Linked DNA regions of Homo sapiens: region 1 is linked to region 2. Evidence: chromatin contacts called from ENCODE Hi-C data. All regions are on one chromosome and are shown on one strand. The core of a region is the stretch at or near the end of the contact, and the rest is flanking DNA. Distances in the headings are between cores, read along the strand shown.

Evidence for each region. A loop is a pair of places that touch in the nucleus more often than their neighbours do. Pooled maps may share reads with other maps.
Region 1: a pooled map shows a loop between it and region 2 (10-fold over the local background). The contact joins two enhancer-like sites. A Hi-C loop is called at or near these places in 2 of 37 single-sample maps with no recorded cell type and 4 of 50 pooled maps.

The regions. Positions count from the first base shown.
Region 1 is chr10:124,969,783-124,972,482 of GRCh38, reverse strand. It overlaps ZRANB1 (zinc finger RANBP2-type containing 1), which reads right to left. Exons shown (of 9, transcript NM_017580.3): 3 at 365-518. Among named protein-coding and RNA genes, the nearest start is that of ZRANB1, 29 kb to the right of the region's middle. RefSeq lists enhancers at 1,562-1,661, 1,752-1,931. Within about 2 kb of position 1,447, at least 7 of the 41 ENCODE cell types and tissues checked have a DNase peak (open chromatin) inside an H3K27ac peak, as active enhancers do.
Region 2 is chr10:124,219,788-124,222,487 of GRCh38, reverse strand. No RefSeq gene overlaps it. Among named protein-coding and RNA genes, the nearest start is that of CHST15, 130 kb to the right of the region's middle. RefSeq lists enhancers at 716-895, 906-1,005. Within about 2 kb of position 1,432, at least 6 of the 41 ENCODE cell types and tissues checked have a DNase peak (open chromatin) inside an H3K27ac peak, as active enhancers do.

The DNA.
Region 1 (2,700 bases), core at 198-2,697, 750 kb before region 2:
AATTTCAAATAACACACAAGCATGAAAAGGGAAAATTTTTCAAAGGAGATTTTTTTAAAGGATATTCTAAAATAAAACCAAAGAGAAAAATAAAAGAGTACAACAGATTTTTAAAAAATAATCTGAGGTCCACAAAGAAATCCGTTACTATCAACTGCTGTCTTCCTCTCAGATAGCAGACGCATTTCCTAACAAGTAATCCTCTGTATGCTCACTTCCAGCATATATAAGACAGTCAAGTAATTTAAGATGCACATACAGTAGCTATGTTATGTGCTTTCTAACAGAAACATTTTTCACCTACATACACAAATGTAACTATAATAAAATAAAAAAGTCTTTTTACGTTAGATTTTGGAGTTACCTGCTGGCAATGTAAATGTTACAAGGTCAGTCAGAAAATAGCAAGCAAAATCCCCCTTTCTCTGATGAAGAGAGGCAGCTATCTCTCTCCGGATTTGTTCTGTCAGTTCAGGACACACCATTGCTGGAATACACTTTGCTGCTTGTTGAGACACCTTAAATACAAAAGAAACCTTCCTCTCATCTCATGTATCATAAGTGGAAGCAGAAAACAACAGTATTTAAAAGAAATCAGCAAAATTTCCCAATAACTCAAGGTTTTCTTTAATCTTAAAATACACTGGTATTATTTCCTTACCAATGAAAGTATATACCAGAATAAGTTTTCAGTAACAGTCACAAAAATGTTTTATCCTCTGATTCAGTAATTCTCTTTAAGAATTTATCACAAGGAAATACTCAAAGATGCACATAAAAATGTATGGAAAAGGGTGTTGTTCATAGACACATCACAGGAAGAGGAGAGAGGACAGAAAACCTCAGTAGACTAACCATCGTGCACACAATAAAAACATTCTTTAGAAGCAGAGAATCACAGCTGATAAAGGGAAACTGCAAATACTCTTCTCCCACACCACAAGTTTCAAGTACCCTAACTTGGACTTAAAAAAAGCACGGTATTTAAAGGGTTAGTTCCCACTGACCTCAAGCCCTTTCTTCCTCTCCATTTGTTACCACTCTTGAGTTTTTAAAAAAGCATTTGGCATCTGCAAGTTTAAACACAGACTGCCAACCTCTGAAGCTCAGCCTGACAGGAGTGAGATGGGAGCACTACTGCACAGGCCTCTAAGCAAGAAAACAACAAACCAAAGAAGGCTAGAACTTTCTTTTGTTATTTTTTTATTCTTTTTAAAATGCTAAATAGCAACAAATGTTGCAAAGATTTAATTTAACCTCACATTTCAGTCATATCTAGTTTGTGGAGCTAAATAAAAATACATACACAGAATTCTAAAATCACAGTTGAGCATCTGCGAGTAACAAACAGAATTCAAGGCCAGGCACAATGGCTCACGCCTGTGATCCCACCAACTCTGGGAGGCCGAGGCGGGTGGATTGCTTCGGCTCAGCAGTTTGAGACCAGCCTGGCCAACATGATGAAACCCTGTCTCTACTAAAAATACTACTACAAAAATTAGCTGTAGTCTCAGCTATTTGGAAGGCTGAGGCATGAGAATCACTTGAACCCGGGAGGAGGAAGTTGAAATGAGCTGAGAACGCGCCACTGCACTCCAGCCAGGGTGACAGAGAGAGACTCTGCCAAAAAAAAAAAAAAAAAAAAAAAACCCCAAAGAGAATACCGTGGGAACCCACAGTGAGCCTGTTCCCTGATGTCACCAACCTGGACGATTATCCCAAAGGTAGCCTTCCAGCCACAGTGGGGTGTGAAGCAACAGGTCTTCCAGCCCCTTCTTCTTCTTCTCAAAGAGTAAGGTTTAATGATAATGTTATCTACATCATATATGCAGACAACTAACTGCTATTGCTATTAAAGAAATAATATTTCAAAAACCCTGCATACCCAGCACAGTTACCTGACTCCCTATTCTGAAACTGCAGCTTGGTGCAGTGGCTCACACCTGTAATCCCAGCACTGTGTGAGGCCAAGGCAGGAGGATCATTTGAGCTCAGGAATTCAAGACCAGCCTGGGCAACATAATGAAACTCTGCCTCTACAAAAAACCCCAAAATATTAGCTAGGCATTAGTGGCATGCACCAGTAGTCCCAGCTACTGGGGAGGCTGAAAGGTGAGAGGATCACTTGAGCCAGGGAGGTCAAGGCTGCAGTGAGCCATGATCACTCCCCTGGGCAACAGAGAGAAAGTCTGTCTCAAAAGAAAAGAAAAAAATAAAAAATTTAAAAACTCCTACGTGGAAATTCAGTTCAACTAGACTTTATTGGCCAAGATTACCATTAACCATGAAAATTCTCACTATATCTTAACTCCATGAGCCCAACCATTAGTCAACACTCAAACATGGAAAACCAAATATTAAATATTTTCAGAATATAATTGACTATTTCTCAAGTAACATAGTTAAAATGGCTCCCCCAAAGTAAATTCAAAAATAGCTTATTCCCATCAGCTAGCTCTCAGGCCCTTTCCAAAAACCTGGAAAGACCTTTCCAAAAACCACCTGGACTGGACCCTGACTACCACAAACATTCTAAAAGAAACTTAGCCCCCAAACAACCCCTTCCACCACCATCCTTAAGCAGGATGTGCCCCTGAAGCCTGCCACTCACCTTCTCACCTCCTTCAACCTTATGGTTCTCAACCATCTCCGTAGGCTGGGAGTTCTTAACTTAGGGTCCATGATCTTGGGAATGGTCCA
Region 2 (2,700 bases), core at 183-2,682:
CCTCCTCAAGGCTTGGTTGTGGTGCCCAGTGTGCAGGGACCCCGACAGACAAGGCGTGAGAGGCTGCATGAAATATACAAGAGACCGCGGTGCATCGCAGATGCTGATCTGTGTGTCTGTCCTGGGCTGTGAGCCCCTGAGGGGCAGAGACCCACTTCTCTGTATCTTGGAGTCCCTGCATCTTCTGACAGAAAGCAGGGGCTAAGAGATGCTGGTGAAAATGGACTTGAGTGGATGACTGGGGCTGTGAGGGTTGCTGGACACCGGGCATGCCTCGGCGGAGAGGTGGAGGGGACAGCGAGCGGCAGTCCCCCTGCCTGCGCGGTCGGATGTATGTTCACTCCTACAGAAACCACATCACCAAGGGGGCTCTGGGGTTGAAATTCCTGAAGGAAACCAGAGATTGTTTTACAAAAATACCCTTTCAAAAATAGCAGCTGTTTTTACTTTGCTTCTGAAAGGCGGCGGAGGGCAGCTTCCTGATTTGGAAAGACAAATGTTTGTGCAGCCTGGGGAGTGAGGGGCTGGGCGACGGGGGGCTCTGGCCAGGGGCCCAGGGGCCCCTTGTGTTTTGGGAGGAGTCCTAGGGGACCATGTAGGTGTGGACATCCGACTCAACGTGCAGCCCTGGCAGTGTGCGGTAACCAGTGACACGTAGAATACTTTTTAAAAAAGTCCTTTCTGACCACATCCTCTGACCCTCGCACCTGGAAACTGGAAGAGAAACAGGCCCCTTTTTAACTGTTAGGTTTCCCTGGTCAGAAATGACTCATCTCGTTCTTTCTGGAGACTTGGAAGTTAGAATGTATGGAAGGATGAATGAAGCGCTGCTGACTTTGGGGGCTCCTCGAGAGGGAATGCCATGGTCCCCAGAGAGTGACTTGGTTGGTGATAGGGCCATGTGGTTCCTCTCTCCTCAGTGAGGGAAGCCTCCTCCTCTCCCTCCCACTGGGTAGCCACATGGTTAAGAGAGCTCCAGGCTCTCACAAGCTGAGGTGTGAGTCCCAGTCCTATTACTTCCTAGCCGTGAGGTCTTGGTCAGGGATAACTTATGCCCCCGGCCTCATTTCCTTTATCTGTAAAGTGGAAATGACAAGCATCCTGGCCTGATAGGGTGCTTGCCAGGAGGACACAAACACAGGCCTGGAAATCGCTCATTTCACCTCCCAGCAGCCCTGTGGGATGGTTACTCTGATTTTCCCCATGGGGAGAATGAAGCTCAGAAGGTTATGCTGGAGAACCACTGTGGGGGGCTCCATTCGTCTCCGCAGCCCCAGGTCTTCACCGCCCTCCTGAAGCCAGCATGTGGCCCCTACGTCACAGGTGGGAATGGCAGCTCTGAGCAGCCCAGGACACACTTAGGGCTGTGTGTCCTGGCAAGGAGCTGGAAGGGAGCCCTCTCCTTGGCTGGGCTCTCCCACAGGCACGATTATGACCGCAGGTTCCGGGGCCTGCCCTTCCTTCCAGATGCGCAGGTGCCAGGCTCCACGTGGTCAGCGGCGCTCCTCCATGAGCAGGGGGCTGGAGTGGATACTTTTCCTTCTCTTTTCTGCCTCTTCCAAAGCTTCTGCCTCAGACTACACTATATTGTGGTTAGAAAAACAAAAACAATAAATGTCATTTAGAAAAAATAGCACTTGCTAAGCACTTTTGCTTTCTGTTTGTGTTTGGGACTCACAGAAGTCAGTTTGGCATGAGGCTGCTGGGACTTTGGTGGGGGCTTCAGGCCACCACGTGGTAGGTGGGAGCCCCTGGGCTGCAGAAGCTGGGTGCAGGGCTGGCAGAGGGCGGAAGGGGGCCTTCCCCATCATGGATACGATCTGCAGAGATCTGCAGGGATCGAGCCTGCAGGGACCGAGAGGCACCCATGCCTCAGCAGGGAGTCAGGCGGGAAGCTCAGCATTTGTGTCTGTAATCCAGCTCCTTCTCTCCACTGTTTTTCTGGAATTATTCCCACCTCCTCCACTTTGTCTTTAGGGACACTGCTTCATCTCATCCCCTACTTCTGTTGGGGCTACTAAGTATAAAACCTTAACTCCTTGGTCAGAGATTGGGACATTTGACCTAACTCTTTTGCTTCTGTGGATATTTTGACCCCAAAGTCATTTTGAATGTCAGCATTTTAACCAGAATTACCCAACAGTGATGAGTTTTCATCTAGAAAGTATCAGAATTCCAGCGGGGACCCCATTAAGCTGATGTAATCCCTCTATCAATTTTCTATACAGCGCAGTTAAGCCATTCCTGATGTTTCCATTTCCATTTTGCTGAAATTATTTTCATAGGGATCAATTTTTTTTTTTTTTGCATTTAGAATCTTACAGCAGAGATTTGCTTCTTAAATCACTTTTCGTCCATATCAAACTACTAATCGCAGCTTCTACCATCACGAGCGGCCACGGGTTCCATCCAGTACTGTTTTCCTGGGTGAAGTCATAATTGGTGTTGTTTGAGTTGATGCATAAGGAAATAGCAATTTCTGTAAGGCAGGGAGATGGCGGGGGAGAAAGAGTGGAGGAGGGGCAGAGAGAAGGAGCAGGCGTCCCAGAGGGGGACAGGGAGGAGGACAGAAGGGTCCCTGGGCAGAAATTGGGTGGCCACTGACTGGAAGGATGCAGGAGGAGGGAGCAAAGGTCAAAGTGCCCACTTGGCCACAGGATCATCGCATGGCACCATCCTGGTCAAAGACTGCCCTCCTCC